Regions from separate parts of the Homo sapiens genome. Here region 1 is linked to region 2. The links are chromatin contacts, found by Hi-C or POLR2A ChIA-PET in ENCODE. All regions are on one chromosome and are shown on one strand. The core of a region is the stretch at or near the end of the contact, and the rest is flanking DNA. Distances in the headings are between cores, read along the strand shown. Region 1 overlaps KIAA1671. Region 2 holds the start of KIAA1671-AS1 (KIAA1671 antisense RNA 1).

What was found. Hi-C counts contacts between places; a loop is a spot of excess contacts on that map. ChIA-PET counts read pairs that join two places held with the same protein, here RNA polymerase II (POLR2A). Pooled maps may share reads with other maps.
Region 1: a loop to region 2 is called in a map of PC-9, with 4 times the contacts of the local background. The contact joins the enhancer-like site here to the promoter of KIAA1671-AS1 in region 2. A Hi-C loop is called at or near these places in 23 of 168 maps with a recorded cell type or tissue (CD4-positive, alpha-beta T cell, Caco-2, HepG2 and 16 more) and 15 of 50 pooled maps. POLR2A ChIA-PET finds 5 or more read pairs at or near these places in 12 of 52 experiments (CD8-positive, alpha-beta T cell, GM12878, H1 and 8 more).

The regions. Positions count from the first base shown.
Region 1 is chr22:25,152,440-25,158,632 of GRCh38, reverse strand. All of the region lies in intron 6 of KIAA1671, which reads right to left. Among named protein-coding and RNA genes, the nearest start is that of KIAA1671-AS1, 43 kb to the right of the region's middle. Within about 2 kb of position 4,117, at least 17 of the 41 ENCODE cell types and tissues checked have a DNase peak (open chromatin) inside an H3K27ac peak, as active enhancers do; they include PC-9, ascending aorta, breast epithelium and 6 more, where a contact is called at or near this core.
Region 2 is chr22:25,108,166-25,114,227 of GRCh38, reverse strand. It overlaps KIAA1671-AS1 (KIAA1671 antisense RNA 1), which reads left to right and starts at 1,536. Exons shown (of 5, transcript NR_038941.1): 1 at 1,536-1,611; 2 at 1,805-2,041; 3 at 3,231-3,270; 4 at 4,110-4,227. All of the region lies in intron 6 of KIAA1671, which reads right to left. RefSeq lists enhancers at 1,857-2,718, 2,719-3,581.

The sequences.
Region 1 (6,193 bases), core at 2,868-5,367, 42 kb before region 2:
CCCAGGAAGTACTCCTTGGTCCAGTGTGTCGGCTGCTGGCAGTATGGCCCGGGGTCTGTTTGGAATGTGTCCCTAAAATGCGGCCCAGGCATCCACTCCCCCAGGAAGCCTCTCCTGGCTGGCCCCATCCCCAGGTGGGTTCTTAGGACCCCCATAGAACCCCCTGTGCTCACCCCATCATAGAAATTATTGGGCTGGGCTGTGATTATCGTTTGACTGTGTTCTCTAAACTGTAAGCTCCCTGAGGTCAGGAACTGGGGTCTGTTCGCCCTCAAATGCCAGTGACAAGTTCAGAGACAGCCACAGTGGACAGGAAGCAAGTGAAGATGGATGGATGGATGGAGTGAATGAACCCATAAATGACTCCCTGTCCCCTCTCTAATGTCAGAATGACACTGCTATTTACCCAGACCCTCTTGATATATCACAGGACCATCTGCTTTTATATATGTCCTTAAAATTTAATTCTTGTTGCTTTTTAAAACAAATTGTTTTTTATAAAACACTATGTGGGCTGGGCATGGTGGCTCACGCCTGTAATCCCAGGACTTTGGGAGGCCGAGGCAGGCGGATCACAAGGTCAGGAGATCAAGACCATCCTGCCTGACACAGTGAAACCCCATCTCTAGTAAAAATACAAAAAATTAGCCGGGCGTGGTGGTGGGTACCTGTAGTCCCAGCTACTCGGGAGGCTGAGGCAGGAGAAAGGCATGAACCTGGGAGGTGGAGGTTGCAGTAAGCTGAGATCGTGCCACTGCACTCCAGCCTGGGCAACAGAGGGAGACTCCATCTGAATAAAAAAAAAAATAAAAAGAACAGGAAAAAAAAAAAACTATGTGCAGTGTGCTGACAGTGAAACTGGGGTGGCCTGTGTGATACATTTAGGTGCAAAATAGGAGAGACTGATCCTGAGGGAGAAGAAAAATGCCCAAAATAATCAGGGGAGAGGGGAGGGGCACAGAACATTCTAGAAGTACTGTGGCACTCTTGCATGGAGATAGACAAATTTGATGTTCTTTTTAACTCAGAATTTCTGTTAATATAAGCTCTACAGTTCTAAGGTTACGATGAGTCAAGGGAAAAGAGAATCTGGAGTTTTAAAAAATGTATTTAACCTAAAGTATAGAACAATTATAATGTAGAACTCTATTTAATTGTTAGAAAGAATAGTTAAAAAGAATGAGGCAGACATAAGTTTACTGACATGGAACGACCTCCAAGATTCACTGTCTAGTGAGTAAAGCAAGGTGCAAAGTAACAGGTGGCAGACCCTGCCATTCGTGAGGGGGAAAAAAGTAAAGACCAAAACGCACAGAATACCTAAGGACACAAGAAAACTGCAATCATACTTGTCTCTAGGAGAGGAATTGCGTGACTAGAGGACGAGGAGAGATGACTTTTTTTTATTCTACCTCTTTTTGTATTTTGTAACATTTGTGGCTAGTGATATAAAAAGTACATTTTGAAAATGTATAATTATATGTAAGTATATAATTCTTTTACGTTTCCCAGCATCTCCTTTTAATGGAATCTGCTCCCACTGATCCCAACTTGGCTCCTCTTGGAGGGATTCTTAAAACAGACTAAGCCCAATTTGACTTCTTTTTTTGAAACATCACATGTCAAAACATCTCTCTCACAGTTTATTTCAGGCTAGGGCTCAACTTGTCAGGTGACAGAACTGCAGCCTTGCAGCGTACGTGTAAACCTGTTGAGGAGGCAGGGCGCTGGGTGTGTCTCCCTATTGACTGAGGACCCCAAATCCTCCAGCCCAAGGCCTGGTCTCTCTCTCCCTGCCAGAACACTGCCACCAACTCAGCTGTGTTCTATGGGAATGATGACATTCCAATGTCACAAAGTGGCTTGACCATCCCTGCTACTGGAAGTCCATCCAGCAGACAGATGCACGCACACACAGATCCACACATACATGTATATACACACAAATGTATATACACAAAACACATACACATAGATGCAGACATACATGAGTATATACACAAACACATATACACAAAACACATACACAAACACATGCAGATGCACACATATATGTATATATACACACATGCAAAGACACAAAAACACATACGGATGTACACATACACATATATACACACAAATACATATAAACACAACACATGCACACACACACAAATGCACACAAACATGTACACAAAACACAAACACATATGCACACATATACACACAAACACATATACACATGAAAATATAAACACACACAAATGCATACACACAAATACACACATATATGCACACAATTACATATACATAAAAAGCACATACAGGCCAGGCACGGTGGCTCATGCCTGTAATCCCAGCACTTTGGGAAGCCGAGGAGGGCGGATCACGAGGTCAGGAGATCAAGACTATCCTGGCTAACACGGTGAAACCCCATCTCTACTAAAAAAATACAAAAATATTAGCCAGGCATGGTGGCGGGTGCCTGTAGTCCCAGCTACTCGGGAGGCTGAGGCAGGAGAATGGCATGAACCTAGGAGGTGAGAGCTTGCAGTGAGCCGAGATCACGCCACTGCACTCCAGCCTGGGTGCCACAGCAAGACTCCATCTCAAAAAAAAAAAAAAAAAAAAAAAAAAAGCACATACACACATACATGCACAAAAAAGATACACACAAATACACACATACATATATATGTGTGTATTTATATATATTTATATAAATATATATACACAAAAAAACTATATACATACACATACACAAATACAAGTACAGGTGCATACATACAAATACACACATATACAGGCAAATGCATAGACACAGAAAAAATATACATAAACACACATATATACAAATACACACAAGCACAGGTACATAAATACAAATACACACATAGGTATATACACATGCAAATGCACATACACAAAAATATACACATAACCACATGTATAAACACACAGATATGCATACACACATACACAATACTTACATATGCACACACAAATGCATATACACAAAAAACACTTTCACACAAACACAAATATACACAAGCACATACACATGCACAAATGTACACACACAAACATCTACACCAATGCACACACATACACAAAAAATAGACAACACAAAAACACATATAAATACATGCACCCAATACACACACACACACAGCTGCATACACACAAATATACACAAATGCATACCTACAAAAACCCCCCCACACACACATACACAAATACATAGAAACAGACACAAATACACATACACACAAAACATATATAATACACACACAAATGCACACACAAATGAATGGTCCCAGCAGCACTGTTTTTGGTAACAGCAAACACACAACCCAACTGCCCTTCCACAAGAGCACCTGATACCTAAACTATAGCTTATCAGTGCAAGGGAATTAACATGGTGTCTCCATTCAAAACAATGACTGCCTCTTCAGAAGGTAGAAATTGAAGGGCTGATGTGGAAAGATGCTAAAATTATTATGAATAGGTTTAAAAAGAGCAAGGGGCAGAAAATGCCATCTCAAATTGAGGTCCGCTGATTAATCAAAGTTTCCTATCCCAAGTATCCAAGGTCCCCTGGGCCTCAGACAGAGTGGGGGAGAGGGCGCAGAAGGCCTGAGTGGCAGGTGACAGAGGGCTCTGAGGAGGGTGTGACAAGACAGGTGGGGATATCAGGGAAGGCAAAGCAGCCAGAAGGAACAGCCTGGGGAAGTTAAGCATCGTATCTATTAAGAGCCTACTATTTTGTGTGCCTGGACAGCCCCCTCTCATCTGCCCTGCAGAGCAGCCTTGCATGGCTGGCCTGGCAGAGCTGGGGCCTATAGGAAGCTCAGCATGAATGGAGTCTCTCTTCCTCTGGAGTTGGGGACCTCGCAGTGGGGCTGAGGGGGTGCCTGGAACCTCAGGCTGTCAACCAGCAAGGAGAGTCCTTTGTTGATGAACACCCCACCCCAGGGAAAGGGGGAAAACCAGTCGGGCTGACATTCCATTGCCTGAGACAGAGCCAAGGGCTCTGTTTCCTTCTGGTGCTCAGCCCAGCCTGTGGCTTTGTTCAAAGACTCTGCCCAGGCCTAGAGTGCTGTCTGTTCTAACTCACAGCTAGCTCCACCCACCCCATTTCCCAATCCACCCCATGGTAAGCCAGAGGCCCTGGAAAACACCCAAGTGGATGGTATATCTTTGGCCAACCCTTAACAATGCCCAAGTCAGGACAGAACGAGCTCCTGCAGTGGTTCCTGTCTGTCCTGAGGAGGAATGAGCAAGTGATTATCTGCGCATCATATGGGTGTTAGGTCCTAAGTTGATCAGAGCAATCTGGTGAGCTCTCTGGAAGCCACAACTGTGAGCCCTGAGACACAGACAGGGACTAGGGCCGTTGAAGGCAGCTTATCAGCTGGCTGCAAAGCTGGTGCATGTGGAGAACCCAGAGGCCAGTTCAGGCAGACACAGTGCCTGGATCAAAGCCCCCAAATAAAACAACAAACCCACTGCATAGGCAGGCTTTCGGGCACGTAGGGAAACCCTGGACATCCTTGGAGCCGGACCTTACTTGGCTGACTGAGAAGTCACACCTAGACTGTCCTCCTCCCTGATACCTCTCTGTACCTCCCAAGAATGCCTGAAGCAGCGAAGAAAAGAAGTAGTCTCTTGGCCCTGAGGTGCTAGGATGTCAGCTGCAGACCTTGAAGGTCACAGGATTCATGGAAGAGACACCAGGTTAGCAGGCGCCTTGGGGTGAGGCAGACCCGGGCTCCAATCCTGGCTCCCCAGCACTTAGAAGCTTGTGCAGCCTTGGGCAGGGACTGCACTTCTCTGATTCGTCAAGGCTCCCAAAGGCCTCTGGGATGCTGCAGCCAGGATGCTCTGTGGCAGAAGGGCCCATTTCTCAATGTAGGGCAACATCCGAGTGCCCAGGACTCTAGGCGTTTGGGTTCTTCCTGGGCGAGCACACACTGTGGGGCAGGTGCCCAGCAATGCATTTGACTATGCCAGCCCCCAAAGGGGCCTCTCACCAACACCGTGAGGCGGGTTCTACTGTCACAGCTCCACCAGCCCCAATCTCAAACCCAGGGGCCAGGTATGTTTCCAACTCAGGACTTTTCAGGTTTTAGAAAGGCAATGCATGGGTATATTGCATATTGTGAGATTCCCCCAGTGAGGTCTAGGATGGGGTTTCCCAACCATGGCACTACGGACATGTGGTGGGGGCCGTCCTGTGCAATGTGGGATCCCTGGACTCCAGCCACCAATGTCAGTAGCACCCCATTCCATCACAACAACCAAAAATGTCTCCAGACAAGGCCAAATGTTCTGGGGGCAAAGTCACACCAGGTTGAGAACTACTGGTCTAGTTGGTGCAGTCTCAACAGGAGTGGTATTATCCCCAAGCGGGGAAAATTGTTTCTTGGGGGATGTGTGGGAAAAATATCTTTCAATGTATAATGCACAGATATGCATATGGTACATATACAGATATACAATTTATCTGTGGCAGTACAGATATACTATTGATATACTATACTATGTGGTAGTACAGTTACTGGGAAGGCAACTAGGGAAAAAATGTTTAGAAAGGCCCCTTAGGGGATGATAAATGAAAACAAGGTTCATGAACATGTGAGTAGGACAACACTCCACAAGCAAACATGTTAATATTTCATGACACATAGGAAGAGCCTTACCATGTGGCATTAAAAAAAAATCAGGAATAAAAATACAAAAATTAGGCGAGGCATGGTGGCTCACACCTATAATCCCAGCACTTTGGGAGGCCGAGGCGAGTGGATCACCTGAGGTCAGGAGTTCGAGACCAGCCTGGCCAACATGGTGAAACCCCCCATCTCCACTAAAAATACAAACATTGGCTGGGCGTGGTGGCATGCACCTGTAATCCCAGCTACTCAGGAGGCTGAGGCAGGAGAATCGCTTGAACTCAGGAGGTAGAGGTTGCAGTTAGCCAAGATCGCGCCACTGCATTCCAGCCTGGGTGACAGACCAACTCACCCAGGTGCATTGGTACAGGGGCAAGTTTTGCTCAAATGAGAGCTTTTTGAATTTCAGAAGGGTGGATTGGGGACTGCAAACCTGGTGTGGCATTTATACAGGAGAAAACTGAAGCTCAGAGAAATTAGGCAACTAGTCAGTGTATGTTCCTCTGTACATGCATGTGTCTGTGTGCCTGCATGCATTG
Region 2 (6,062 bases), core at 287-2,786:
AGCTGGTGCCTACCACCCAGTAGGGTGGCTACATGGGAAGGAGCCTGAAGCTTGAATGTATTTAGCATGTATTTACACTCTTGGTGGCATCTCGACGCAACACGGAATGGTTCTCTGCACCACCCAACTTCATTTATTCAACCAGCTGGAGAGGCCACTCCTGCCAGTGGCACCAACCTGTAACACAGGGTAAGACGCCTAGGGGATTCATGCCAATGCCCATGGTCACACCACTCCCCAGGGTGGGGAAAGAGGGATGCCAACAGAGCCTGCCTGTCACCAACCCCATACCCTGAGAGAGAACAGGAGTGACAGAGAAACAAACAGAGACAGAGCAAGGCAGAAAGACACATCACAGAGACAGAGATACACACAGAGGGAGACAGAATGAATGAGGGGCCTTCTTTCCCTGTGGCAAGTCACACCTTCCAGAGGTTGGGGAATCTGTCTCATAAATCCAAGCCCCACTAATTTGTTCTGGGCCACAAAGAAGCACAGACCCACTGTGAAGGAGACGTCCTGTGAACGAGACACGTGTCATGCCCAAGTGCTCGGCTCCTGCCTTGCATTTGCAACTGCCTGCTCTGGCTGCTGCGTGACCTGGGGTGAGTCACACCTCTGGGTCAGCAGAGGGGATACTGAGCCCCTGCACCTGGCAGGGCAGCTGTGAGCCCTGCCACCTCGAGTGTAGGGAGGGCCAGCTCAGGGCTCCTCCCTAAATGCTGGGTCCCTTAATGACTATAGCACTCCTGGCTAGGAGGAACCCAGAAAAAGGGGCTGGCTTAGCCCTTCGCCTGTCCTCAAGTGCTCCCATAAACTGGGCCAACACAGTCAGGTGGCAGAAGTCTCCTATGTGAAAATGGCAGGCCCTCTCTTTAGGCTCAGGTCTGGTCAGTGACCTGGGCAGCCCTGAATTAATTGGGAGGGTCTGGGGAGAACATCTGCTGGGAGCTGGACTGCAAAGAGCCGTGAATGGGGAGGTCAGAGCCTGGGGTTCGGGACCTGGCTCTGCCACTCACTCACTGTGCTTCCCCCACAGTAGGCACTTTCGCTTTCTGGGCCCAGTCCCACCTCTCCAAATCATCAGAAGGACCTTACGATTGTTTCTGCACTGTCGCCTAGCAGGACACAGGCCAAGGTTTTAATCATTAGCTGTCATTCCACCCTGCTGTCCCAATCCAAGCCCTCCCGAGCCTGCCTGAGTAAGAAATCAAGGCCTCCCTCCCTGGCCCACTCACACCAAACCCAAGGTTCACGGCCAGCGGGCAAACTCGCCCACCACACCTCGGTCTCCTAAGACCCTTTCCTTGGCAATCCAATGAAAGCTCGGTGGAACGACAAAAGCTACAACTCAGCGTGCACATGACACCGCCACTTGTGCTTCCTAGGAGGGTGAGAGGAGATGAGGCAGGTGCCACTAATCCACCCTAAAAATAGGGAGAAGGATGAGCTTTCGTGTCGGGGGTTGGGGTGTTCACACTTAAACATAAATCAACTGGCAAATTCAGCCCAACTCACGTGCTGGCCCTGTCCACACAGACGTCGACTCCAGCAAAAATGTCCTGACTGACTTCAGGAGAGAGGAATTATTGCTACGTGCCTCTTTCCCAGGTACAGGGGACAGGAAGTGCCTGGGCTTTGACTGACAACTATTCTGGAAGAAGTAACTTCCCCGGTTTGATGTCTGGGACCCCCTCCCTGGGAGGACTGGAGGGGAGGAGCTTTCAGTGTTGTTTTAATATTTTTTAAAACATAATAAGCTTACAATATCTGGCGGTTCCGAATCTGTATGCCTTTTCCTCAGTGAAGAAAATCTCTGTTGGCTGCGAGCAGAGAAGCGGCGGAAGGATTCCCGACTCCGGGAAGCCAGGTGTCGGAAGGAGGAAGTACGCTTGAAGGGGGTCCGGCTGGCCGACTCTGCACTCGTCCGTTCGTGGCCCACCGTGGTGGTCACCAAATTGAGGGCTTCCTGGAAGGACCTCCTCACGGTGCCCATCCACTGGGTCATGTGGGTCTGGGCCACTGTGAGTTTATCTCCCAGGTAATCCATGGGGCCAGCCAGGAGGAGAGGGAAGAAGGAAGTTAGGGAGGGAGAGAGCAATTAAAACGCCAGTGTCCTCTTGCCTCTTTGGACTCTTTTGCTCATGGAAGTTTTGGGCTTGCTTGGAGGAAAAAAAATTAAAAACAGCAGCTTTCTTCAGGCAAACCAAGGGTAAGTAAACATCCCTGAGCCAGGAGCCGGCTGCATCCACGGGTGCCGCTCAGAATTAAGAGGCAGCTAAGTGCCAGGCTGGGAGTCCACCCCAGCGGAGTTATAAAGTCAACACACTGGGCAGTCCAGGTTCCAGTTCCAGGGCTCACCCAGCTGATCGGCCGAGACAAGGAGCTTTGAGGAACAAGCCGGCTGCACTCACTCCAGGGCGTGACGGTCCCGAAAGGCGGGGGATGGGGATGGGGGTGGGGGTGGAGGGGGCGGCCTTTGGGCACCCTCGTCCTCACTTCCCTTCAGGTAGGCAGCCCCCCTGAGGTGCACCCTGGGAGGTTCCGGTGGGCAAGCTGCCGCACCCTGCTGCCCCCTGCCCGGCTGCCCTCGGCCAGACCCCGCTCACCTGACCCATGCAGGTTTTCTGTCCTCTGGCTGGAGATTCCAAACCTGTCGGCCGGCAGGCGGCTAGCTCACTTCCGGAGGCAGCCACCAGGGCCCCCGGGTCCCCTGGCTGAGCAGCCCGGGATGACATCAGCCCCCGTCTTAGCGAGGGGCTTCGCTGCCCAGGAATGCAGGAGGGGCCTCGGGGAGGCGGAGGCGGTGGCGGCGGCCGCCCAGGGAGCTGACGTCCGCCCCCATTTTTTTCTCCCCCAAGTCCCAACTCGCTCACGGTCCCTCGGGGCTGATGGCAACTTCACGTGCCTGCCAGCCTACCCACCCCTGTGCCCTCACAGCAAGCGCACCAGGAAATGCGGCTGCACGTGTGTGCATGTGTGTGCACTCTGTGTGTGTGTGCGTGTATGTCGGCGATCTGGCAGCCCCGGGAAGGTTAGCACTGCTGGGAAACGGCTTCTGCCTCTAAGGTTACAGGCAGCGTCTTGGGACCTCTGGTCGGCTGTCAGTCTGTCTCCCTCTCGTGGTCTGTTTCTCTGTTGATTTCTCAGCCTCGCTCTCCTCCCTCTCCCTGTGTCTCAACTTCCACTTGCTTGTCTCTAAGCGTCTCTCCTCTCTCTCTCCTTTTCAGCTGTCTCTCCCTCCCTCTCTGGAAGGCAACACTGATCCAGGTGAGACAGCCTCTGAGGTCCCCCAGGAAGGACTGGGGAGGGCTGTATTTCAGTACAGGCGGAGTTGCCATGGCAACCCGGGGCACAGCATCTGCCCTGTCCTGGGCAGCAGGCTCAGCACTGGGAGCAATGGGAATGATTCATGGTTTACACTAGGTCACGTGAGCTCCCTGGGTTTTAACCCTTACAGGGCTGGAGTACTAGGGGTTGGGGGTACGACTAGACCCTAACACCCACTGTCCTCGGCCAGGCCCCGCTCATCTGACCCATGCAGGTTTTCTGTCCTCTGCCTGGAGATCCCAAACATGTCAGGGGTTGTTAGAAGGGGGTGGGCAGCAGCTGGATCCTGGAGGTCAGGCACACCTGTTAAAGGAGGTTTCTCCTTCTAGCAGGGATCCATGTCCCCCCAACCCCACTACTTTTACAGACAAGGAAATGCAGATTCAGAGACATAGATTCACTTGCCCAAGGTCACACAGCAAGGATGTCACCAGGCATGCACCAGAGCTGCTCCCACCCCAGGTTTTCCCAGGTCTGACATGGTACCTGGCCCAGAGTCAGGGCTCTGTAAATATTTATTGTTCGGACACCAAGTACACAATTGAAACCCAGGTCGCTCAGAATGCATCCTATGTCCTTTCCACCACCACCTCACTTCAGTTTTGAACAAATATTTGTTTTCTAGACACTGGTCAAAGGGCCTCACTTGAGAAAGTTTATCACAAAGGACTCTCTGGCAATATGGCCAACAGATCTCTTTCTTTTCTATGTATTCCCAGTCCTTACAGCTATTCATTCTCTTTCTCTCCCTGTCTCTCTTCTTCTTTTTTTGGATACAGGATCTCACTCTGTTGCCCAGGCTGGACTGCAGTGGCATGATCACAGCTCACTGCAGCCTTGGCCTCCCAGGCTCAAGCGATCCTCCCACCTCAGCCTCCTCGGTAGCTAGGACTACAGGTATGTGCCACCATGCCCAGCTAATTTTTTTTTGTGTGTAATTTTTGTAGAGACAGGGTTTCACCATGTTGTCTAGGCTGGTCTCGAACTCCTAGACTCAAGCGATCCACCTGCCTCAGCCTCCCAAAGTACTGGGATTACAAGCATGAGCCACCACATCCAGCCTCATTCATTCTTTCATTCATTCATTTAATAAAGATTCAGAGGGTGCCTACTCTGAGCCAGGCACTGCATAGAGATTAAGAGCAGAGGGCTCACAGCCCAGCAGGGGATGACAGTGGTGGCTAATATTTATCAAGAGGTAACTAAATGTCCAACACCATTTCTAAGCATTCACAGGAATCAACTAATGAATTTTTTTGCATGAACCCATTTGACAGAGGAGACTGAGATCCACAGAGGTGAAATCATGTACCAAGGTTATGGCTGATAGATGTCCTCCAAGATGACCATCAGTAATCCTTGCCCCCTTTTATTCATAACCTGGTGTGGTCCCCTCCCACAACGAATCAAGGTTGGTCCGTGTGGTTAGCAGAATAAAGAAGTGATGGGCCGGGCGCGGTGGCTCACGTCTGAGTAAAGAAGAAGTGATGGGCCAGGTGCGGCGGCTCATGTCTGTAATCCCAGCACTTTGGGAGGCCGAGGCGGGTGGATCACAAGGTCAAGAGTTCAAGACCAGCCTGGCCAACATGGTGAAACCCCGTCTCTACTAAAACTACAAAAATTAGCCGGGCACAGTGGCAGGCACCTGTAATACCAGCTACTTGGGAGGCTGAGGCAGGAGAATCGCTTGAACCCGAGAGGCAGAGGTTGCAGTGAGCTGAGATCACACCACTGCGCTCCAGCCTGGGTGACAGAGTGAGACTCCGTCTAAAAAAAAAAAAAAGAAGTGATAGTGTAGGACTTCTAAAGCTTGGTCATAAAAGGCATCATGGTTTCTACCTTCTTCTCTGAGGTCATACTGGGGAAAGCCAGCCGCCATGTTGTGAGGATGCTCAAGCAGTCACACACAGAAACCCACATGGAGAGAATCTGAGGCCCCCAGCAAACAGCTAGCACCAGTTGCTGGCCATGTGAGTGAGCCACTATGGAAGCAGATGCTCCATCTCTAGTCAAACCCTTAGCTGACCGTAGACCTGGCCAGTATCTTGAGTACAACGTCATAAGAAATTCCAAGTCACAGTCACTCAGCCACACTGCTCCCAAATTCCTGGCCCATAGACATCACAGAGATACAAGTGCCCAGAGGCAAGTAGGTAACTGGTCCATGAGAAAACTGAAGATTGAAGGCAAAGATGGGGTGGGGGGCTCTTGCAGCAGCCTATATACCTTACATTGATATATCCAGAAGTATTACTCCACCATGCAGGTGAGGAAACATACACAGGAAACATACACAGGGCTAGGTCGCACTTCCATGAGTGCCTGGCTCCACCCTCCACCACATGCAGCCTCCTAGGTCCCAGGACTTCTGGCATCCAAAGTGGGCCTCCAAAGTTTGTCCATTTTCCCCACACAGATTGCCCATAGTGAGCTCCTACACCATGAAGTCCTCTTCATGGTCTGCTCCCTCATTACGCAGGCCCAGGACGTCCAGAGTGGAAACAGGAACAGACCTGAGAAAGAGCTGAGTCCTCCCCGCTGGCCCCAGAAAAGTCACACCAGAAATACCTAGAAAGCTGGAATGGCACACAGCTTTTTAACAGACCATCTGGACATCGGGGTGGGAAATCCACTGGGGTCCTCAGGAGGAAAAATGTTAAATCAAAATAGAAAGTAAAACACCTTTAAAATGATCATACCCAGTGTTGTCAAGGTTGTGGTGAAACAAGACA